Regions from separate parts of the Mus musculus genome. Here regions 1 and 3 are each linked to region 2. The links are chromatin loops, found by intact Hi-C in ENCODE. Cell type or tissue: gastrocnemius. All regions are shown on one strand.

Evidence for each region. A loop is a pair of places that touch in the nucleus more often than their neighbours do. Peaks named below come from ENCODE experiments on the same cell type or tissue, not always from the same donor. Only the 100,000 strongest peaks of a DNase experiment are listed, where the experiment ranks them.
Region 1: a loop joins it to region 2, with 2.0 times the contacts of the local background. A loop is called at or near these places in 9 of 42 quality-filtered maps.
Region 3: it touches region 2 in a loop (2.9-fold over the local background); 3 of 42 quality-filtered maps call a loop at or near these places.

The regions. Positions count from the first base shown.
Region 1 is chr10:43,916,167-43,924,166 of GRCm38, forward strand. It overlaps Rtn4ip1 (reticulon 4 interacting protein 1), which reads left to right. Exons shown (of 9, transcript NM_130892.5): 5 at 5,221-5,269. Among named protein-coding and RNA genes, the nearest start is that of Rtn4ip1, 18 kb to the left of the region's middle. In gastrocnemius, a CTCF peak has its summit at 3,006 (motif pointing left); a DNase peak (open chromatin) is centred at 2,999; H3K27ac peaks cover 977 bases.
Region 2 is chr10:43,739,703-43,747,702 of GRCm38, forward strand. It overlaps Gm40634 (a long non-coding RNA gene), which reads right to left and starts at 3,354. Exons shown (of 3, transcript XR_871618.2): 1 at 3,072-3,354; 2 at 2,198-2,300; 3 at 1,607-1,995. It overlaps 1700027J07Rik (RIKEN cDNA 1700027J07 gene), which reads left to right and starts at 6,456. Exons shown (of 4, transcript NR_040581.2): 1 at 6,456-6,953. RefSeq lists an enhancer at 6,436-6,976. In gastrocnemius, a CTCF peak has its summit at 3,574 (motif pointing left); a DNase peak (open chromatin) is centred at 3,180; H3K4me3 peaks cover 2,494 bases; H3K27ac peaks cover 6,887 bases.
Region 3 is chr10:43,690,808-43,698,807 of GRCm38, forward strand. No RefSeq gene overlaps it. Among named protein-coding and RNA genes, the nearest start is that of Gm40632, 19 kb to the left of the region's middle. In gastrocnemius, no CTCF peak of the experiment used is centred here; DNase peaks (open chromatin) are centred at 4,946 and 7,306; H3K27ac peaks cover 3,642 bases.

The sequences.
Region 1 (8,000 bases), 180 kb after region 2:
CTCTTCCTCTGCATTGAAATTTTTTAAAGGTGTATTTACCTATGTATGTGTGCGCCTGTGGTAAACAGGTGTCATAGGTGCCCCGGGAGGTCTTAGGAAGTCAGTTCTCTCCTTCCATGTGTGCGTCCTGGGGACCACACTCAGGGCTCCCGTCTTAGTAGCAAGCATCTTCACCAGCTGGGCGCTCTCATCTGTGTGCGGTGATGTGCTGGCGCACATCATACACACATGTGCAGAGGGCAGAGGACAACTTTTGTTGAAATCGAGTTTCCCTTCAGGTTCAAGGGATCGCGCTCAGGTCCTGCACCTGCTGAGCCATCTTGCCAGTCTGAAGTAGGTTCTTTTTGTGTACCCCAGGCTGATTTTGAACGTTTGTTCTTCTTCTCCTCAGGCTCCCGAGTGTTGGGATTGCAAGCCTGCACTATTACCCCTGCTGTGGGAGGCATTATTAAGCCGCAGTAGCTAGGAAGAACTTTTAACTCTATGCAGAAACGACTTGGAATCACAGACAGTATTTCCCACTAAACACAAAGCAAATAGACAACAGTTCCTCTTATCCAGGAAAGATAACTTCCTCAGTGGATTCTGAATCTATAGATAAACAGAATCAGTTTATTGTTGTGCTCTTGTTAAAGTTATTTAAAACTCAGACATTATTTATTTCTATAATTTTGAATTTTTTGTTTTGGGGCCACAGTTGAGGGTGGGTAATTAGAATCACAGAATGTGAAACCACAAATAGGAAGAAACCACTGTGTCTCTGAGTCAACTTATCTAGTATCGCTGGTAGAGGGGGAGGGTGAAGGAGCCAGTAGAGGAGGGGAAGAGGCCTCCATCTTAGCTGCTTGTGGTTGTCGTATCTTAGTTTTGTTAAGTTGTACAAAGGCTCTGTGTGTGCAAATCTGCTGCCAGGGCTCCTGTGTGGGTGAAAGGCTACCCCTAACAATGAACCTAACAGTTCATCCTACTGTGAACATTCCACTTCTCATCTTGGTTACCCTCAGTATTCCTCCCTTGAGTCAGCCTCTGCGTGTGACCCGAGGACCTGGTGCTCCACGCCTGTCCCCAGGGCCTGTCCTACATGGACAGTCCATCTTAAGGTCCAGTTGAAGTTCTGAATAATCTTAGATAATAGAACCACTGTTAGTCGGTATCTCAAGTTCTTGATCCATTATGGGGGAGGCAGTTACCCTGGGCATTTGCCAAAGTATATAAATAGCTTTGTGCTCATGGGAAAGGGTGTTTATATTTCAGATGTCTAACTCATACATGAACTGTTCTGTAACCTGGGAGATGTCAGTATGAGTTACAGAGATTCAGAAGGGAAGGAAACCAGCCCAGGCTCTCTTAGTCCCCATTCGGTTGCTTTGTTCGTAACTGTATTATCTCCCTCAGTCAAAGTTTCTCATCCACGGTAGTTAGTAGGGAACTTAGCATGGTAAGTAAGCAGCATGTTGTGCTAGGATAGGTCGGCTGCAGCTTCACCTGTCTCTCCACTCCCACATTGAAAAGGAGCTCGTGAAACTCAAATGTGGGTCATCGTCAGCACCATTCTTATTTCCTAAAGGTCATTGTTTTTACCTGTAGAAAACATAGCCAGACTTCATCGTTTTTATTGGGATCTACTAGGAGTATTTTAATCTCACGGGGAGCCAGGAAAGCCTATTACACCTGTGTTAAAAAGCACAACATGAGTCAGTGCCGAGATCTGGACATTTGCAGCCCAGGTTTCTTCAGGCCAAGACAGAACAGAAACTTGAGAGTAAATTCCTCCTTCGGGTTCCCTCATGGTTGTGTGTGTGTGCACATGTGCACTCGAGTTTTTGTGTCTGTGAATGTATGCCACATGTGTGAGAGCACTTGTGGAAGCCAGAAGTCTGATCTCCTTGAAGTAGAGTTGTGGCAATTGAAAGGCACCTGATGTGGGTGCTGGGAACTGAACTCAGGTCCTCTGGAAGAGCAGTAAGTGTTCTTATCTGCTGAGCCATCTCTCCAAAGAAGCCACTGTTAAATCAGCACATTATTGGCTTATTCAAACATTAGGCAGAAATGACAGAGCGAATTAGGATTTTAGAGTTTAAGAAAGCAAGTATGATAGCACATACCTGTAACCAACCACTCTGGAGGCTGAGCTAGGAGGGCCAGGACTTCAAGACCACCCTCGGCTCCATAGCAAGGTCTGAGGCCAGCGGGGGCTACCTAATACTCTGTCTCAACAACAAAGAAGAATGCATAGCATTGTAGTCATCATTCCTATTCTCTAGTGCTTTCTAGGTCTGCCATTAATTAGATCAAGCCACAGAATTTTCAGAGTAAGCTGTGGTCTATGAAGTGAGGAGCCATGTGTTAAAGACCTGGGCAATCTTGAATTACAATGTTCATGGGCTTTTTCCTATAGAAGCCAGTGGTTCTCAGCCTGTGGGTTGTAACCCCTTTGGCAAACATCTGTCTTCAAAATATTTACATGATGATTTATAACAGTGGCAAAATTACAGTCATGAAATAGCAGTGAAAACAGTTTTATGGTTGGGAGTCTCCACAATATGAACTGTCTCAAAGGCTGCCGACCATTGATATAAAATAGCAAGCAGCACACTTTTTTCACCATTTTTTTCTTTTTTCTAACTTTGGTTGGGTGTGCATGTGGAGTGTGGTGATACAGCAAGGTAGGTAAGAAAATCCTCCTGAACAGCACTGGGGGACAGAGTGAGGGTGGGCGCCACGGTGCTCTTCCCTTAGGTCTGCGAGGTACTTTATAGAATACAGTTAGCTTAGCCACAGAACGTCAGCTTATTGCTGGCTTTAGACTTTATTTTGCCTGCTGTCCCTTTAGAGATTGGCTTTGTTCGGAAAAAGAATAGGCCCTGCCTGACCCTACACAAAACTAAAGTTTGTGCGGCCAGAAAAAAGTCCTCCCTCAGTGTCTCAGCACTTCCTTGGTGCGCCTCCATCCCGTCTTGAGCCTGCTTCTCTGCTCGTTTGCACTTTGAGGGCTCCCTCAGGTGGCAGCATTGGGAACTGACACTGGTTGTAGAGCATCACGCTTTTGTGAGATAATTTTGCTGTTTTATTTAGGAAGTGAGGCTGCTTCGGATTAAGGGTTATGGGGAAGAGACAAGCTGACAGGAAGGAGGTCAGAGACATGTCTGTCAGTTGGAACCCGGGCAGCCATGATATTTGCTGTCCTTTTAATCCTGTCTGCTAAGTGTGTCCTCCTTTATCTCCAGTCCTTGTGCAAAGCAGACATCCCTCCAGGCTGAGTACTGCTAGTGCTGGGGTGCTTCTAACAGTAGTGCCGCTGGTTTGTAGCTTCCATAGGAAATCGTCTCAAGCCACCAGAGAGGCGTTTTCTTAAGCAGAGCCTTAGGAGTCAAAAATCACCGCTGTTAGACAAAAAAACTTGGTAAAATGCCTGTCCTTTCTCTGTCCTAATGTAGAGTAAAAGAAAAGTGTGATGTTACTTGAAGGAGAATTTGACTAATTTAGGTAATAATCAAAGAGTCAAGGCCAAGTATTTTATGGGTAAATTAACTGTTAAAAATCCGTATGATAGTTGTTTTGTTGTTTACATGATTTGGTTTGAGAGAGTCTCACTGAGCTGCCCAGGCTGATCTTGACCTTACATTCTCCTGCCTCAGCCTCCTCCTCCCGAGTGCTGGGATTCCAGGTGTGTACCAGCACCTCAGCTGTGTGACACTTCCTGTGTCATATTTCCCCACTTGGGAATACTAACGCTATCGCATGGGTTGAAGTTTGGAGGAGATGGAACATCTGCAGAGTGTCACCTCTTCTTCACTAGTGATAGCTTTGAGATGAAAACCACTTCTAGAAGTAACGTGATTTTCAAAGAGACTTTTTAAAATTATATTTAATGGTATTTCAAAGGGAACAGCTGACTTGGAAATTATAGTCATAACTCTTAACACACAACAGATGATAATAATCAGCCTCTGTGATTTGCGTGAGGGACAGAAAGATGAAGTAGCTAAGATTACAGGCAGGGTGTGTGTTCTAAGGCTCAGTGCACTGGTTAGCAGTAGGTGGCAAAATTCTATACTGTCTCGTAGTGAAGATAGAGGGCCTATAACTAGTAGTTATGTAATGATAGTGGTAGATAGACGGCAGGCACCCCCTCCACTTATCTCAGGAGTGTTTTCTGTGGGCGCTCAGGGAATTTTCATGAAATAGCCTCCGTAATAGTTAATATAGTACCAGATACCAGACCCCATTATGTCATGGCCTTCCACCTCTACTGGGTACAATGTTCTAGATATTTGACATCATGCAGCCCAGGTTCCGCCCCCCCCCCCCCCATGTGTGTACACATGTATGTTCCATAGCACTCGCATGGAGGCAGACAACACCTTTCAGGAGTTTGTTCTGCCCTCTTACCCCCACTCCTGCGGGTGCCGATGGTTGCTCTCAGGTGGTCAGACTTTCCTGTCAAGCCCTTTTACCCACTGAACCATCTTGCCTGCCTGATGCTGTGAGTTTTGACTACTGATTCTTTCAGATCTCAGACTTCTTTGGGAAATGGATGGTGGCTTTGTATCCTTCTCTTTGCCTATGCACACCTAGCCTTGCATTACATTTTTGGAGAGTCACAAATGTAGAGGATCAGGCTCTCTCCCTCCCTTCTTACCTCTGCCCTCTCTATGGACTCCAGGCTAAGTCGTCTCTCCCCTAGCCCAGGTCTCCAGTGGCAGGAGGCCACTGCGTAGCTGTGGTAAGAGCCTGGAGCCCAGGATGCTTGTGCTGACAGCACAGTCAGCGGCTTATACAGGAAATCCTACCGAGATGAGTCTGTCTGTGACAGTTGACGAGCTTAGCAAGACATGCCTGGACACAAGGTGCTCTTCTACCTCTGCAGGAATGTGGTCAGGAATGTGACTTCTGAGAGAACAGCATTAAGAAGTTTCCTCCTTACAGAGAAGCGCGCTAACTTTAGCCTAGAATAACTGACTGTGAAGCGGAGGTTACAAAGCACCATCTAAGCTACCTGCAGAAGTGAATTGTTTGTCTGTGAGTGTTTTGTGTTTCAGTTAAGAGTGTGCTAAAGGTTTCGTTTTAACTCTCTGCAGCTTCTTGGTGAACGCTGTAATTCAGCCTTGGGAAGGAGGATGGCTTTAGTTGCTTTGGGGACTGTTTGTCACTGAGGAAGTTTCATCTTTAGAGTGTGCTGCCCAGTGTCTCACCGCTGTGCTTTCTCTTCTGTTGCAGTGCCTTAATCTTGGGTGCGTCAGGTGGAGTTGGTACTTTTGCGATACAGGTAAAAGGATTTCTTAATCTTGTGATTAGGAAGACTTTTGTTTATATGAATTTATAAATTCATATGTTATAAATTACTTTCCTCAAAAGCTGAGTCTAGTGTACTAGTTAGTTTTGTTAACACCAACTATAGTTACCTGGGAAGAGGGAATGTCTGTCAAATAGGCTCGTGAGCATGTTCATGGGGCATTTTCATGACTAATGTTCAATGTGGGAGGGGCCAGCCCACTGTGGATGGTGCCACCCCAGGACAGGTGCTCCTGAGTTGTATAAGAAAGCAGGCTGGACAGGCCATGGAAACCAGCCAGTGAACAGCATTCCTCCATGGCCTCTGCTTCAGTTCCTGCCCCGACTTCCTCTCTAATGGACTGTAGTCTGTGAGCTGAGATACTGTACTCCCCAGATTTGGTCTGGTCATTTTAACCCAGTTATAGAGCTAGGGCATCCAGGAAATGCCTTCTGGTGTGAGTGATCCGAGTGAGCTTGCCTAATAATTAAAGGGAACACTAGCCTCTCCGGTAGTTTAACATGGAACATTTAAAACAGTTAAAGAAGCACAAACAGTTGAGTGTGTGGAGCAAGCCCTTTGGGAGGAAGACCATGGTGCCTGTAGAGACTGGTTTGCAGTAAGCAGCGGATACCAAAAGCTGTTGCTGCTTCTAGTCAAGAATGTTACAGGCTTTTTGTAGAAATTAAGAAGCTGATTCTAAACTACATAGGGAAATGCAATAGCCAGAAGATCAGTTAAAAAGCTAGTGTACATTCAAAATGATCTATGTATTCAATGTGTAAAGCCAATAAAAAGGTCAGCTACATTTTCCCCACATGTGGCAAGTTTATTCTGAAATGAACATACAATTGCAAGCTAAATTTTTGAAAAGGAATAAAATTAGTTCCAAATTTCCAAATCTTAATCTTACTATTAAGTTAGAGTAATCAAAATAGTGGGATAGTGGCATAAGATGGGTCTCTCTCCTCCTCCTTCCCTCCCTCCCTCCCTCCTTCTCTTTGTGTGTGTGTGTGTTTGTGTAGAGGGAGGAAGGGAAACAGAGAGGACGTGGAAGTGAGAGAGAGAGCCAGTTAGCAAGAGCACATAATGGAAGAGAATTAACTATCTAGAGACAAGTCTATCTATCTATCTATCTATCTATCTATCCATCTAGATATATATACTCAGTTTTGCTGTTTCAAGTGTCTGTGTGAGAGTATGCCATGTGTACAGGTGTCTGAGAGGCCAGAAGAGGGCGTTTGACCCTGAAGTTGGAGTGATAGTGATTATGAGCTTGGTAACTGCTGCAGGATTCTGTGGGAGAGCAGCCAGTGCTTTTAACTTACAAGCCATATCTCCAGCCCCGTCATCTGATTTTTAACAAAGAATGACAAAATCATTACATGAGAGACAGTGTCCTTCTAACAGATGATAAGACAGCTCGATGTCCACATACGAAGGAAACAAATTGGGTCCTCATGATACCCAAAATAATTCAAGGTGAATCAAAGATTAATGTAAGAGCACCAGCCATAAAACTCTTAGAAAAACCAGCTATAAATATTCATCACCTTAGATTTGGCAGCACACTCTTAGATGTGACACTAAAAACAAAAGTTGAACTTTACCAAGTTAAAAATCTTGATACATCAAAGGGCACTATCAAGGGATAAAAAGAGAAGCAGCCTACATGTTTTAGGTACTGTCTGTGCCTGTGACAGAAGAGATGAAGAAAGGACACGCTCTGGCTCACAGTCCCAGGATGCAGTCAGGGGAGTCACAGCAGCAGAGTCTTGGGGCAGCTGATCTTACACCTGCAGCCAGGAAGCGGAAGGCCATGGACTCTGATGCTCAGCCAGCTCTTCTTTCTGTGCAGTCTGGCACCTCAATCAGGAAGTGGGGCTGCCCATGGTAAGGTGGGTCTCCCCACCTCAGTTACCTGGTGTAGATAATCCCTCACAGGTGTGCCTAGGGGCTTGTCACCAGGGGATTCTAGATCCTGACAAGTTAGCAATTGATATTAACCATCACACCGAGGAGAGTATTTATAAGTTATTAATCTGAAAAAGGTTTGATCTCCATACTACATAAAGGACCCACACTTGAACAACAAAAAGACATTACCACTTTTAAACCAGAAAAGATGCCAAACATGGTGGTAAATGCTTGTAATCCCAGCACTTGGAAGGCTGAGGCAGGAGGATTTTTAGTTTGAGGCCAGCCAAGGTTACCTAAGTGAGATCCTGTGTTAAGGAAACAAAGCTCAGTGAAGCACATTGTGTGTACAGTTAATATACACCAATAAGAAATGTGGGAAAGCCTGGCAGTGGTGGCGTATGCCTTTAATCCCAGCACTTGGGAGGCAGAGGCAGGTGGATCTCTGATTTCGAGGCCAGCCTGGTCTACAGAGTGAGTTCCAGGACAGCCAGGGCTACACAGAGAAACCCTGTCTCAAAAAAACCAAAAAAAAAATTAAAAAGAAAAAAGAAAAAATTCAAAGAAATGTGGGAAAAACTCAGAGTAGACTGTTGTTGAAAGAGCTCGTGGAAATGGCCTGTGAGTTTATGGGAAGCCGCTGGGCATTCCTCCATTGGGGAACATCATTCAAAACTACAATGAGACTGTTGAGCAGAGCAGGAAGATCCTCGAGCCCATAGATCTCCAGAGAAACCAGGAATGTGAAGCATACAGGGTTGTCTTTCTAGTGGGAAAGATGAAAAACCTGTTTTTCCACCCAGAAAGC
Region 2 (8,000 bases):
CAGAACAGCAAGGACTAAGCGTGCCTGAGCCTGGGAATAAGGGTGAAGCTGGCTGTGAGCCACAGCTGCCCCCAACTCTGGGGTCAGGACTGGACGCCCTCTGGACTCCTGCTTTGTCCCCATCCTGCCCTCTCTGTGATATTTGTGACACCTCTCTTCAGTCTGCATTCTCCTGCTGAAAATAACCTCTGCAGTGTGTGTGTGGCGTAGGGGCAGCACTCACAGTGAGTGACAGTTAAACCGGACGCCACTGCACACAGCCGCTTGGCAGCACAGGCCTTGGTGTGCCCCATGCTCCCTAACCCTACTTCTTCTCATCATTCATTCATTCATCAGCCAAGAAAGATTTCTCTTCCTCTCCATGACGAGTAAAACTGCTATTTCCCACTGTTACGGGGGGTGGGGGGGTGGGGGGGAGGTGGGAGGTTGGGGGGGCGGGAAGCCCAGAGCTCATCAGAAAACGGAGGGCAATGTCTGGAACCCTTCCCCCTGACAGCTCAGGGTTCAGGCCCCTTAACAAAACCTGTCAATTTCTTCTCCTTTTCTGTCCCAATATCTCTGGAAAAACTTGATCTGGTTGCCGTGGAGACGTCACTGACTTCAGAGAGGCTGTTTGTGGTAGATGAAAGCCATGTATGCCTGGCAGAGCTGAGCAGCTGTCAGAGTCGGCTGTTAGCAGAGGAAGTCACTAATTTCAGGCCGTGATCACTTAGGAGTGCAGACTGGAGGCGAGCTAAGGTCTGCTCCAAGGGAGCAAGAGCAAGCAGCCCTTGTTCAGGTTTTCTGTTTATTTCACGACCGTCACAATTACTTCTTTCTCTGTTCATTTCCTTCAGAAAATCCATAGCTTCTCGGTAGTGTGCTAGGTTAATTAGGCTGTGCCAGCAGCCCCAGGAAGCCCAAAGCCTCTTATGACGTCATTTCCTTTGGAAAGTATACTCAGGATTGCCAGCCACCAAATTATCAACGAGGCTTTCGTCAACAGTCTCCACCAGGTGCACAAGAGGAAAGCAGAGATGTGTGTGTGTCTGGAAAATTGGGGGAGAAGCCGCTACCTCTAAAAGGACATGCGTGGTCTTCAGAAAACTGATCCATGCAGGGTTTTGTTTGCTTGCCTGTTTGTTTGTTTGTTTTTAATTCTTTCTATTTGTCCAATGGGAATCTTAAAAAGAAAAACTGAATTTTGGGACTTTACATGTTTGATTACACAAGTTTGTTTATTTTTCTAAAACGGGCTTAGCCAACAGGGCCTTGAGAATACATTTTCCACCAAGCACCGCACGGGGTTCACAGAACGCTTCTCCAGGGAGACGCGGACAAACATCTACTCCTTTCTGGAGCACCGAGGATAAACCAGAAGGACCAGTCCACCCAGGGGGCCCAATGTGGGGAGCCCATGAGTTTATTTGGCTTATTTACAGAGCAGGGTTGAGGGGTTACTTACAGGAGCAGGGGACCCCAAGGCAGCTGTCTTGCCCCAGCACAGATAACAACTCCTCCACAGCAGGGATGGAGTTCCTTAGGCCTTCCACCATCCGTGTGTGCTGCAGCTCTCCAGATCACAACTTCACACACAGAAAGGCAGGTTACGGGGGTGGGGGGGGTGGGGGCGGGGGTGGGGGGCAGTCTTGAATTAACTGGGGACTCTACTGTGAAAGAACCAGCTGGGGAGCCCAGGGACAAAGTTACAGCCGATCCTCAGTCCCAGCCTTTCTTCTTGAAGTCCAGTCACACGTCGGCCACATTTCACCTCTGCTGATCGTTTCCAGCTCGAGATAGCCTTTTGTTCTCCATAGGGAGCGACAGTGCATATTCCACAAAGGACTCTCAGCCTGATAGCTGGGTCAGTGTGGGGGAGGCACAGCCTTCTCCTGTGGTTAGAGATGGCTTGGACAGAGGCAGAGACGCGTTCCAGTCTGTCCCTGGGCATCGATGGCATCCGGCATCTGCTCACCGTCTGAGCTGGAGCTCCTTCCTGACTTGAGCTGCCTGGCACTAGGGGACAGTGATAAAGAGAGTACAGCTTAAGGAACCAGGAGCAGGAGGTCAGCCATGTATCCAGGACACGCTATATCCAGAGCTCCGAGGCTCCAGAAGAGAAAGCTTAGGACAGAAGGCCTCAAATCCTCCCTCATCGACTCTCGGCCCACAGGCATTCAGCCCTCACCACAGGCATAGCAAGTTCAGCTGTTGTCACCTGTCCATGTGATGGCTCTTCCTTTCCCCGAGTTATCTTGAAAGCATCTTCCCCTACAGATGAACTCAGGTTTGCATGTGCCATTGGAGAGAGTCCTGTACCACTTCCGGAAAAAAAAAAAGATAACGCCAGTTATGCAAAACATTATGAGAAAGGGAATAATCTTCACTCATTTAACAGTTATCTACTGCATCCATTTATGAGTCAATATTAAATATTTAATCTACCTTTAAGGATCATTTTTAAATTTCCTTAAAACTACCTTTCTTGAGGAGTTCTTCCTGCATAGTAGGAAGCCCCACCCATTTTATTTAGTTATTTGGCAGGGGTGTAGACACATGCATGGCTCTGTGAGAGAATGGAGGACAGAGGGTAACATGTGAGAGTCAGTTCCCTCTCTGTCATTTGGGTCCTTGGGATTGGATCCTTGGGCTTGGTGGCAAGAGCTTTTACCTGCTGAGCCATCCCACCAGCCCCCAGTTTACCGGTCTTAAGTGTACAGGCTATGTTTGACAGCAGCATAAGGTAATATAACCTTCACCCAAATCGAGACACAGAACATTTTGTCACTCTGAGTTGCTCCACACAGTACCCTGACCTTTTCCCCTCCCCCAAGCCATGGGCAACAACGGATCTGGTTTCTGTCGCTATCCTTTTGCTTTTCTGTAAAATAATGAGGAACATACATCTCAGTAGGAGCTACAGCCAAATAATGAAATAGGAATTTTCACTGTCACATAGAACGAGAGCTCTGAAAAAGACACAGCTATGCTATGGAGCACGTAAGACGAGACGGAGCTTCCGAGCTGAGGTCTGGGGGGTGGGGGTGGGGTGTCAGCAGTCGGTCACATGACTGATTCACCCAGGACCTCACCTTCTCATAGCTCAAGGGTGAGGAGTGGCAGGGGAAACGAGCGGTGCAGGCAAGGGGGCTCTTTGTGAGCTTCCTTTGGCCTTTGTTCCCGCAGAGCCACTTAGGGACTCCCTGCTTGAGGCAGGCACGTGACAGGGTCCAATTTGCATTTTGGAAGGATTACTCCACACTCTCGAGGAAACAGAGTCAAGGAAGAATTGGAAGCCTGAAGTGAGGCTGGCAGCCTCAGCCATGGCTGTGGTGAGCAGGGGGAGGAGTGGACAAAGACAGTAAGTGGATCTTTAGGAGGCAGGGTACAGGATAGAAGGATGGTGGGGGCGGGGTGGGGATGGGAAAGGGGTGGGGAATGGGGGAAGTGAAAGAGAATGTTTCCCTTGGGCTAGAGAGGTGGCTTAAGAGCACTTGACTGCTCTTCCAGAGGTTCTGAGTTCAATTCCCAGCAACCACATGGTGGCTCACAACCATTTATAATGGGATCTGATGCCCTCTTCTGGTGTGTCTGAAGAGAGCAACAGTGTACTCATATACATAAAATTAATAAATCTTTAAAAAAGGAAGACAACAAGAATTAAAAAAAAAGAAAAGAATGCTTCTCTTGTTTCTAGAGTGGATGTTTGCTTGAAAATAAAAATGGTAGCATCAATTGAAGGGACACTGTGGCTGAAGCAGGTTGGTAGCATGGCAGTGGAGACATGGGTTCTGAGAATGCAGCTAAGGGGCAATGTCCAGAGGACACTAGATGTGCCAGTCTAGAGCTCAGAGAAGAGATTCCATTCCATTGTCTGTAAACTTCTAGGTTCTCCTACAGCCTGATAGAAAGCCAAAGAATTTGTCCCATTCCTTTCTCTCTCTCTCCTTTTTTTTTTTTTTTTTTTTTTTTTTTTTTTTTGAGAAAAGGTTTCTCTGTATAGCCCTGGCTGTAGAACACTTTGGCTTCAAAGTCAGAAGTCTGCCATTCTCCTCTACCCTACAAGTTCTGGGATCAAAGGTGTATACCACCACAACACCTGGCCAAGAGGAACTTTCTTTCATTAAGTAGAATTTTCTTCCTAAATAGTTTGTTCTAGAAAGCCGATTCATTTAACAAATCTTTTGAAACACTGGGAAAGGGCTCTGGGCTTTTGGCACATTTCTTCTCAGTCCATCCAGTAACCACGTGTTAGGTGAGGAAGGAGCTCGCCAAGGCGGGCAGTTTTCTAGTTGCATGTTGCTCAGGGGCGCCGATGTTCCATGTTTTGTGATACTGATAGTGTGCTTTGTGCATTTATAAAACCAAGGCTGGAGAAGGTTTCAGCACATAGTCTACAAGTAGATTAAATGATCAACGAATAATCTGTCCTTCACCAAGGTCCCTTTCTCTTTGAAGCTGAAAGATATTAAGGGAGCTGTGTTAGCCTGTGCTCTCCAGAGAGGCAGACTAACATAGCACACGTGGAACTTTATTAGAGACTGCGTCATCAATGTGGAGGCCAAGCAGCCCTTCAGTCTGCCATCTGCACGATAAAGAACAAGGAAGACCAGGGGGTGTGAACCCCAGTGTAAGCCTGAGGGCTCTCATGTCAGGACTGATGTGCAAAGACAGGGAGAGGGGGGCTCCCCAGCTCAAACAGGTGGTAAAGCTCACCCTTTCTCCACCTCTTCTGTGCTGTTTGTTCCTTCAAGGGATTATTAGATCATGTCCAACTACGCTACAGACACCCCTCTTCTTCATTCAGTCTGCAAATGTAAGTGTTAAGGTCTTCCAGAAACATCTGTAGCAAATGCAGAAATAGGATTTTTCTCTGTCTATCTGAATATTCTGCTCCCTAGTCAAAGTGACAAAGGAAACCATCACAAACCATCTAGGCTTTGTTTTATTAAAGAATAACTGGAGAGACCTAGTCCAGGTTGTGCCTGGCCATGGGGAAGAGGACAGGGAAGCAGACGACACTGTCCATGCTGCCTGGAATGAAAAACCACATTATCACTCTCTAGGGCCAAGGAAGCCTCAGTCTTTTTTAGAAATACCACCTGAAAGAAGAGAGATGTGCAATTCTGCAGGCAATGTCATTCTTTTCAGGGATCCTCAATGTGAAATTTAACAGCCTATTCCTTTGTCACTCCTAAGGATGTTGGTGAGAGGGGTATTTAAATCGCCTTTCTGTCACTACAACAAAATGCATGAGATAATCAACTTACAAAGAGGAAAGGTTGTCCAGCTCATGGTTTTAAAGGTTCTACTCCATAACCAAGAAGACCAATTTCTGGCAAGCCTTTGGTGAGGTTGCCGGAGGCAAAGTCTATCTTTAAGCATGTTTGAGCAAACTCCTCATACCATGGCCAGAAGAAGCAAAAGAGAAAAGAGTGGGTACCACAAGAAGATGTGTGCCTCTTCTGGGGCACACATCCAGTGATCTAGGACTTCTCTACTAGATCCCACCTCTCCCCACAATAGCATTGACTGGGGACCATGCCTTCAACGCATGGAGGTACACCAAATCCAAACTATAGCAAGGACTAGGTAGACTCACAACATACAGGCCATGTTGTCTTTGCCACCCGGTGAAGTGAATCACAGAACATCTTTTGAATAGGAACTTTCACCTTTTGTTATATCAGCAGGAATGCAGGCAGCCAGGACTCATCCAATATGTGCAGCTTACCAAAGTCCCAAGTGGACTATATTAATGCTCTGTGCTTAAGCCATACCTCTCAGAATGGGGCTGTGGCTCTGTTACCACAAGTCCTTGCCTCTAACAGGATTGAGACCCTGGGTTCCATTCCCAGCCCATCCTGCACTTCACTAACAGTAATAATAAGCCAGGGTTCCATCCCCAGCCCGTCCTGCATGTCACTAACAGTAATAACCCAGTGAAAACAAGTGTCTCCCACACCCCTCCACGACTAATGACACAGGACACTCAAATATAAAAGGCATGAGTTGCTGGCAGTCATTTCAACTATCTAGAACCCTAAGCTAGTGCACACTTGACTTTTCCTCTGTTCTCCGTTAGGTTGACACTCAGCCAGCCCTCCTGTTTACTAGTTGTCTGAGAGAAATTTAGAAAAACAAAACAAAACAAAAACCAAACAAACAAAAAAATGGTTTTAGTACAACCTAGGTCACATTCTTCTCATGTTGGTTGCTGCATAGTCGGAAGGGGTTACGTCAAGGGAAATTGACACCTACCCTTCTCATTTGCTCTTTGATTTGCACACTCATCAGAAGACTAGAGCCATTTGATACTTCACAAGATGATTCCCCTTAGCAGACACTGAGGGAAGGGGGAGTCACCTGGCCCCAGCATCTGGTAACTGTTCCCATTTCAACTGTTGACTCAATAAATGCCCTTGGGCAAGTCACTGAACCTCTCCACATTTAGTCTCTGGGGAATGAAATCTGCCAACTGTATTATGTGGGTTTGAACCTCACTGCCCTCTGGGATAAAAATAGGAGAGGACCAGGTGTCAGCTGGTCCCAAACTGATGTAAGGATGGCGGCCATGGGATCTCAAAGATGTCCTTGAGCTATAAATTCTATAATAGGGTCACGGGACACAGAGGCCCTCAGGCATTTATTTGGCTTGTGTGATAAATTCCAGCCCTTGAAATTTTTCCAGCCACTCTTGAATACTCTGCCTGGCCCCGCCCCCACTCCTCAGTATTTCTCCCGCCATAATACTCAACTCTGAATGCTGTTGCTTTGTCACAAAACTCTTGGACCGTAAACTTCCCAAGGGAGGAGATAACGTCAGCACAAGCTTCATTGTCAAGTACACACCAGGCAAGTGGGCATACTACGTGAATTGTTTGCCATATGGACGAGTGAATGAAGACTTCCCAGGCTCCAGAGAACATTCCACTCCTCTGCCTCTGGGATCATCCATCCCTGGCCAACATAAGGTAGGATCTGACCCCATTTCCCCACCATACTTACCATCAGTGGTGAGGATCACTGTCATCTTTACTGGATTTACAATCACCTAGAAACATGCCTGTGGGTGTATTGGGGAGGGTGTTTCAACTGATGACTAAGAAAGAGAAAGCTAGCTGAATACCATGAGACACTGTCTCAAGCTCCAGTCTTCATTACTACAACCTGCTCTCACAGCCATCCATGGCGAGGGCACCCTCACTGGGGGGGAGGCTATCCCTCAAACAGTGTGCTGAAGTGAGTCTTTTTTTTTTTTTTTTTAAATGGTTTTTTGAGACAGGGTTTCTCTGTATAGCTGTTGCTGTCCTGGAACTCACTTTGTAGACCAGGCTGGCCTTGAACTCAGAAATCCGCCTGCCTCTGCCTCCCGAGTGCTGGGATATCTAGACCAGGGTGGCCTCAAACTGGTAGAGATCCCTCTGCCTCTACCTTTGTTGCTGGGATCGAAGGCCTATGCCATCATGGCCGGCTCCCTCTATTCATTCTTTAAGGAAGGTTCTCTTTACAGATGTGGAAGAACAGTCTCAAGAGCAGATGTCAACACCATAACCAGAATTGTCCGGATTTTTGACTGAATGTAGGACTCATTTAGAGTCACGTGTCTGATGTTATGTGTAAAGACTGGCCAAAATCTTATCCCTAGCTTACATACAAGCACAGGCAGATAATTAGCCAAACTTCTTCTCTTGACTCTGGCTAAAGGTATCTAGGAAGTCAGGGACAACCATATAAATAACTTTCACGCTGAACTCGGAGACAATGGAAGTAGTTCAGACATCTAAAAACTCAGTGTAAGAGACTCCTAGTGCCACTGCTTGGCACAGAAGGGAGACTCAGCCCTAGAAGGCCTATGCTTCAGGAGAGGGCTTGACTCTCTGGGTTTCCCTATGCCCTCCTCCCTGAACAGATAGTTTCAGATTCCAGTGGAAGTCATCCAACAGACCAAGATCCCTCACTTTCCTCCCAGCATTCCTGCTAAATACAGCATCCAGGTCAACTGGAGTCATCTGCAAGTG
Region 3 (8,000 bases), 49 kb before region 2:
GAGCCACCATGTGGTTGCTGGGATTTGAACTCAGGAATTTCGGAAGAGCAGTCAGTGATCTTAACGGCTGAGCCATCTCTCCAGCCCCCAGCTCTTATATTTCTAAACCCACTCACCCAACCTTCCTCATATCTTCCTTTTGTCCCGGTTGCTCTTGAGTCTTGCTTTTAGAACTTCAACATGTGCGCAAAACCTCCAGTGATCTGTTTCAGGTATAGGCTCTGATTCAGTAGGACTGGGTGGTGTGGCCAGTCGAGGTTCTGCACGTCAATCATGCTCCTGGGCGGTGCCAACGCAGCGGGTCCTCAGACCACACCTTGATTACAAAATAAGCTTTGTACTCGAGGATCCTGACGCTTTCTTGTTCTGAAAGAGGTTTAAAATCAAAATCAAAACAAGCAAACAAACAACAACAACAAACCCCCAATAAATTAGTAACCTTGGCCAGCCGCGAACTAATAGTTTTTTGAAATGGTCTGTTCTTAACGCCCACTCCCACCCCGACCCTGTTGTTTAGATAATGCATTTAGAGGCAACGGCCAGGCCAGGATTCTCCAGCCTGTGTTTTATTTCTAAATGTGCTTGTGTTAGCTTCAGCCTAGTGCTTCACTCATAGGTCTCTTAGAGAGCAGTGCCTCTAATCTAATATTTCCAAAATAACGAGCAACTGCTGGCTGATGAGAACTAAGGTTGGCATAACGCTGTAAGATGAAGAGCTGGCCCTCTGTCTTGTGTCTCCCTGGGAGCTTCAGCAGTGACAAGTGGAGGGAAGTTTGGCTCACAGGACCAAGGTTTCTCCGACTGTAATCTTCATAGCAGATCTGAGCCACAGTTGTCTGCTTTGGTCAGTCAGACAGTAGAGTCCCCTTGGAGGACGAACATGGGGGAAGTTCAGTCGCTTTGAAGATAATGCCCTTTCCCTGCCTTCCCTTCCACTCCAGCTGTGAACAGTTGAAAAGACAACCAGGAAACAGCAGAGCCTCACGGAGAAAGGTGAAGTGTGGCTTTATGCACAGTTTCCAGGTAGCAGTTTTGACTGAGTCATAAAGCTGTCAGCTGTTTTCCCTACAGGGTTCTGAAGAGGCTTGTGGTGCGGTCTGTGATGCGATTCCACAGGGATGGGGAAGAGAGAATGTGAGAGGAGATAGCCCTTTGGTCTCCACACCCTTGGCATGAAGCAGATTGCATGACAACCACTTGACTTTGGAGACCTGTCCACCAAGGACACATCCATCTACATGTTTTGAGCACCCAGACAGGCAGCTACAGGGACAAAACAACTCCAAAGCAATTTCCCATCACCAAGCCCTGCCCTTTGAGCAAAACGTTTATGTGTGAAGCTCTCTCCCTCATCCTTACCTGCCTGCTCCCACTTCTGCTTAGCCTTCCTCCCTTACACACATTGTGCCTGGAAGCCTCTGCCTACTTAGAATATTCTAGAAGAAAATATACTCGAATTATTGATCCCCTTGCCCACTTAAAAACCTATAATAGTTTGGACTTGCTTTCAAGATCAAGGCTTAGCTAGATACTTCTGTCAACTCCAGGAAGCCATGTCACCTGCTGTTCTGGGGCATCAGTCTTGTTTCCCAGCATCCCACAGTGGGAGCTCCTGTGGCCGGCTTTCCCGGAACTCTTCTTCTAGCTGTTCTTGATATGTTTTCTCAAAGGAACTCACCCTTTCCAATGCCCTCCATGGCTGTCCTTAAAATATCAATTAAATAATTTGTTTGTTGTCTGTCCTCCTCAAAAGACTCGAATTGACTCAGTCATAGGCTAGGGGGCTGAATAGCAGAAACCATTTGTGCTGGGCAGTTCTATGTCAGTGGAGAGAGACACAAGCTAGAAAGGAGGGAAGAGGTTCAACTGAGAAAACGCTTCCCAAGATCAGGCTATAGGCAAACCTGTAAGGCATTTTCTTAATTAGGGATTGATGGAGGATGGCCCAGCCCATTGTGGGTCATGCCATCCCTGGGCTGGTGGCCTTGATTTCTTTAAGAGAGCAGGGTGAGCAAGCCATGATGAGCAGGCCGGTAAGCAGCATCCCTCCATGGCCTCTGTATCAGCTCCTGCCTCCAGGTTCCTGCCCACACAGCTTCTGGTGAGGGACTGTTCTATGGCACTGTGAGTGAAATCAACTCTTTCCTCCCCAGCTTACTTTTGGTCATGGTGTTTCAGCATAGTCATAGTGACTCTGACTAGGACACAGTCTTACAGGTCTACAGGCTGAAGGTCTAAGATCAAGATGTGAAGACGTAGGTCTCTGTCCTGGCTCTGCCTCTCTGTGTATCCTCACATGATCTCTCCGCATGTAGAGGGCCTGGAGTTCCTTCCTGTGTTCATATTTCTTCTCATAAGGCCACATTGTTAGGGTACATCCTTGTGGCCCCATTTTAACTTATATGGTCCTCTCAAAGGTCTTTTTTAACTCTTCAAAGATCCTCTGTCCAAATCGTGCCAGTGTCTGAGGTGTGGGGGTTAAGCCTTCAGCATATGAACTCTGAGGGACATGACGTAACCACAGTGGGGGTGCAGTTCTCTTGCTAGTGTTCCTGCCAGGGGGCACATGGGAGTCAGCAGAGAGTTGTTTGTGGCCCAGTGAAGTTGTTTCTCTCTGAGGTTTCCCACCACTCGCCCACAAGCCATTTGAGGCCTAAGCCCATCTCTGCCTGACAGGCTGCCCATGCCCCCGCGGAATTTTTTTTCTCTTCACCCATGCATAGTTCACATTGCCAGTTCTTATAGAGTCATTAGGGTTGCCTCCTTGACAAGACTGGCTAGCTCATGGGGGTGGGCACCTCCCACAAACCAGAAACAACTCCCCTTCCCCAAACCAATGGTGGGTGATTTCTTCATCTGGAATAATCCGAAACCACTATTGCCTCTTGTCGTTTACCAAAGTCTCCATTTAGGAGATCCTTGAAGGATGCCCAGTCAGAGGTAGGAAATGTCCCTCCTCCCTGATCACCTGCCTCTAGTTTAGAACTGGGATAGGAAAAAAGTCATGCAATTAGGTCTCCTGATGAATAAAGCATGTCTATTTCATCCTGAAAATAATGACTGCCAAGATGGAAACCATCCAGTCCTCAGCCTTTTCCATGTGGTAGATCGAAGACATCTCACTCCCTGAAGCATTCTGTGACTTAATGCTCCAAGGTATGCTAATCATAAAACAGACGGCGACATTCCTCCACCCACCAGCATCACAGATCCGTGTGGACACTGCTCTGTTTCCAGTTGTTATCTTTCACCAAGCTGGGGAGAATGTCTTCTGAGATTTAAAGAGTTAAGAGTAGTTGTGCAGTTGAACACATTCCCGGCTAAGTTAATTATTGACCTCCAGTGTGAATCACTCATGGCCTTTAGAAGTGGTATCTGAATACTTCCTCTGGCAGCAAATGTTATCCTGGCCTATTTATGGAACGGAGGCTGGGGTCAGGGACAGTATAAAGAATTAAGATACTTCCTTCCCCCCTCTGAACACTAACTGCCCCTTTAAATACTGCCTTTCTTCCTTGGCTACCTGCTCAGAGCACCTCAGTTAACTAGAAGGCTCTTGAACACCATGCCATTTTCTACACGGTCACGGGAAGAGACCAGATAACGTCTCTTTTTGTCATGAATGGAATCATGAGGACCAGCCATCTTACTGGTGTGTCCCATTCGGTTTCAGCCCTGGCAGTAGGAAAGGAACGTTTTAACATTCCGAGTAACTCTTCTCATTATACCCTAAGAGCTGGCTAAAAAACAAAGGCTTTCAGCTGATCTGAGGCTTTTCTGAGGGTTTGTGGTTAACCAAGGCCACACACCCAGTAAGCAACAAGATGGGATTTAATGGAAGTGACATGTGGTAGGGGCTGGACTCCTGTTGTATCTGGTATCAGCTCAGCTGGGCCTGCCTACTTTTACAAGAGAGAGGCCCAGTCAGGTCTCACTGGCTAAGGGGTTCAGGCTCAATGCCTGTGAAAACAGACACCAAGATAATCCGAGCTTCATTCCAGCGGCGTTAGGGCAGCTAATCCCCATTCCTTTGATGGGACAGAAAGCACAGGTGGAGGCCGGCAAGCGCTGGAAGGACCAGGCCTCTGCTTTGTTTGATCTGAGTCCTGGAGTTTTTCTCATAATGCCAAAGCCAGTTAAAGGTGTGTCAGTCCTTTACAGAAGAAGAGAAGGAGCTCTTTGGTTCTGCTTTTTTGAGACTGTGTCTGAGTCTGTTGCCCAGGTGGGTCTCGAACTCAGAGAGTGCTCCCACCACAGAATCCCAAGCTTCAATCACCTCGATGGGCTTATTTCTGGCTTGTTTCCTGTGGTGAATGAGGACCTATCAGGGTGCAGTCGACTGCTTTCCTGATACTGTACTGCAAGCTTTTATAATTATCAATAAACTTACAAAGTCTTCATTATAACAAGAATGTAAATTCATACAAACTGTTTCTCCATCCTAAAAAAAAATTAATGACAGCACTTTTTTTATTGATTTTTTTTTTTTTTTTTAGTTTGTGTGCAAAACAGTAGGTATTAATTATCATGGCGTCTGCCCCCAGATAGATATCATTGTACTTGGCTCATATCCATTCCCTGTCATCATGTCTCTGATCTTCCTCATTCCTCTGGCTGCTCCTGTGTTTATTAAGACAGGGTCTCACTCTATTGCCGAGGTTAACCTGGAATGGATGATCCTCCTGCTTCAGTGCTTTGTGCCGGGATTGCAGGCATGCTGGCAGGAGACACGCATGAGGTAAACAAGCGAATATTTCCATGGTTGGAAACTGGTGTGATTTACCAAAGCCAGCGACAAATCTTTCTGAACTTGTGTAGTCAACGGTCTGGTTTGCAGTCCAGGCCAGTGGAGCAGAGCATGCCCAGAGGCAACTGCTTCCCCCTCTGGACCCGCCCCAAAATGGGACTGGCTCGTGATAGATACAGTTGCCTCTTTTTCTTAAGTTTGTAATAGCTCCTCCGTGTAGGGTGGGAGGACCCCAAAGGAGATCTCCCGGGAATTTCAGCGAGCCCTTGGTGCCTTCAAGCCTCCCTGGAGACCATACTATAAGCAGTGGCATTTGGCTGCCAGTCTCTGTACAGAAGCCTCTAAGAGCCCGAGATTTCAACGTGAGGCTTGGCAGGCAGGCAGGCAGGTGCGCTCAAAGCCTGGCAGCCGCTGTCTTTCTCCCCAGTTCCACTTTCTGCCGTTTGAGTCAAACTCATCCCTTTCCCACCGCGTATTCCTGCACATCGGCACTTTGAGCCATCTGCTTTTTCTATATGCTTTTATTTAATAATCATGGAAACCCAGCTTTATAATCTCCAACTTCCAGAAAAAAGGAAACTGAAGTGCCAAGCACATTGGTGACTTACACATATGGAGTTAATAGAAAAATCAGCAATGTGGGTAGTCTGTGACTGTTTCTTTAGTAAAATAAAAAAAAATAATAATAATAAACAGAAAACTTAACTCTTGGCTCCAGTGAAGACGCTTAGAGTATCAGGTAACCAGGGAATGCTGCAGTGTCATAAGGATTCACACAACACCATTCTAGAGATAGGTTTGTTATGACCACTATTTTCTCTCTGTTCACTCATAAGGATATCACAAAGTTGAAAGCCTTGTCTGGTCAGTTGTGGTGTGTAGTGGGAGGAGTTGATAACTAAAAATCTAGTTTCCTAATTGTTTCTTGATTGGGTCAATAAAGATGGCCGAAGCCAATCACTGGGAGAAGGATAAGTCAGGATTTCCGGGGTGGAAGAGAAGGGGACAGATCGGGAGAGGTTTGGAAATCTGGACCAGGCAGTGGAGCAGATAGGGAGGACAGACTTGTAGGTCTCGGGGACCAATAGTTTGTAGCCTCCGCACCCACCTGCAGAGGCTAAAGAGGATGGGGCAGGATATTCTTAACCCAGCAGTTGTGTTATCTGACTGGTTTTAAAATATTAAGGCTGTCTGGTGTTTTTCAGCCACCGAGACTCAGGTGGGAGAAGAAAGCAGACCGCAGGGTTGGTCAGTCAGTGGATCGCAAGCAGTAGCTCCAAGTGTTCTCAGGAGGGTGTTGGGGAGTTTAGCAGAGCCAGCTGGAGGACTGGGCAGGATGGAAATGGAGCCAGCACTGCCATGATGTCTGAGCTAAGTTGTGAGGGGCCGCAGCACCAGGCAAGGAGCAAGCGTGCTTTTTAAAATTACGTGCAACAGTGGTGGCACACGCCTTTCATCCCAGCACTCAGGAGACAGAGGCAGGTGGATCTCTGACTTCCAGGACTACCTGGTCTTCAGATCGAGTTCCAGGACAGACAACGTTACATAGATAAACCCTATCTCCAAAAAAAGAAAAAAGAAAGGAGGAAGAGGAGGAGGAGAAGTCTGATTGGAGGCTACAGAGCAAAGATGTGGTAACTGCTTTGGAAGAAGCTAGGTGGGAAGGAAGAAAGGGGAGGGAGGAGAGGGTGTCTTCCTACAAATCTGTATCTTGCCTTTACTGGTTCACAGAAGATCATGTGGGCTTTAAGGGCTTTACAGAACAAGTTTACAGGGCTTCCCAAATGTCCCCCAAGGAGTTCTCCTTCAGACCGCTAGCCTCCTAATCCTCATTCTCTCCATGTTTTTGGTCATCTAACAACATCCAGGAGCTCTAATGCCTAGTCCCCACCAAACCTCTCTTGGGACGTTCCCCGGAGAGCATTGCTTCCTTTCTCGGGGGTCCTGCCCCACCATGGCTGCCAGCTAAGTCTAATGACAATTCCACCATGGAGGGAGTATATAAAAATGAAAATTCAGGGCTCAGTGGAGGTAAAGGTCCTTGCCATACAAGCCTGGCGACCTGAGTTTCATCCCTATGTAGTAGATGAAGAACCAGCTCCTCTGATACACACACACATGCATGCACACATACCCATGTCCACACATATACACACACACACACATAAATATATAAACACAAGATACACACATGCACACACAAAAACATACATGCACACACGTGCACACAGACAACACATGCATACACACAACACATATACGAGACACACACATACATACACATATATACACAAAGTAATAAAATATAATTTTAAAAATCTAAACGATTTCATTTAATAATGTGCTTAAAAGGAAGTTTTAGGGCCACACCTTTGATCCCAGTTCTCAGGAGGCAGTGGCAAGGGGATTCCTTGTCAGTTTGGCCTACAAAGTAAGTTCCAAGACAAACAGAGCTACATAATAGAGAGACTCTGTCTTTTAAAAAGAGAGAAGGAAGTTTTAAACCTGGCCTTAAAGACATTGGAGTGGTAGCATGGCCCTGAGAGCTGGCATAGTGCCCAAGATTTAGGAGGTAGATTACATCATGTTTTCCCGTGCCAGGCTTTTATCTGCGAGGGAAGTTCTTTTATATGAGTCTCTTGCAAATGATCTAATGTGAAGTCTTCATTATTTACACCTACTTCACATTGCTAAAGTGAAGAAATGCACTTGTATAAATTATTAATAATTTATGAGTTTATTCTTATTTGTTAATTTTATTCAGGTTTTCTTTTTGCTGAATTTTGACTTAAAAGCTTGTGCTATTTCGCATGTTTATTCTCATCAACCAAAAAAAGACGCTTGAAATGTGGGGGCCTGGGGAGTGTGTGGCCTTGGATTTATTTGTGCCTTAGAGTGAGGCTTCCTGCTCCCACTGCGGGTATGTACCAAGTTCCATTATCCTTACCTAGTGGAGGGCATTCACTGTGCTAATGCCTTTAGTCATCTCTCCTTTCTTAGATAACCCAAATAATGCCAGAATGATCAGCCCAGTTGCCTCCCCTCTCCCCTCCCAAGGAAGAAGTGCTTTTAGTCCTTTATGAATCACAAGGATCAGTGGCTAGAACAGAGAAAGTAAAAGGCAGAAAACACAGATGGAACTCGGCTTAGGAAAAAGTGGAGGGGGAGGAGAAGCCTAGGATAGACCAAGTAGAGCTATCTCAGCACACCCACACACACACACACACACACACACACACACCCACACCCCCCC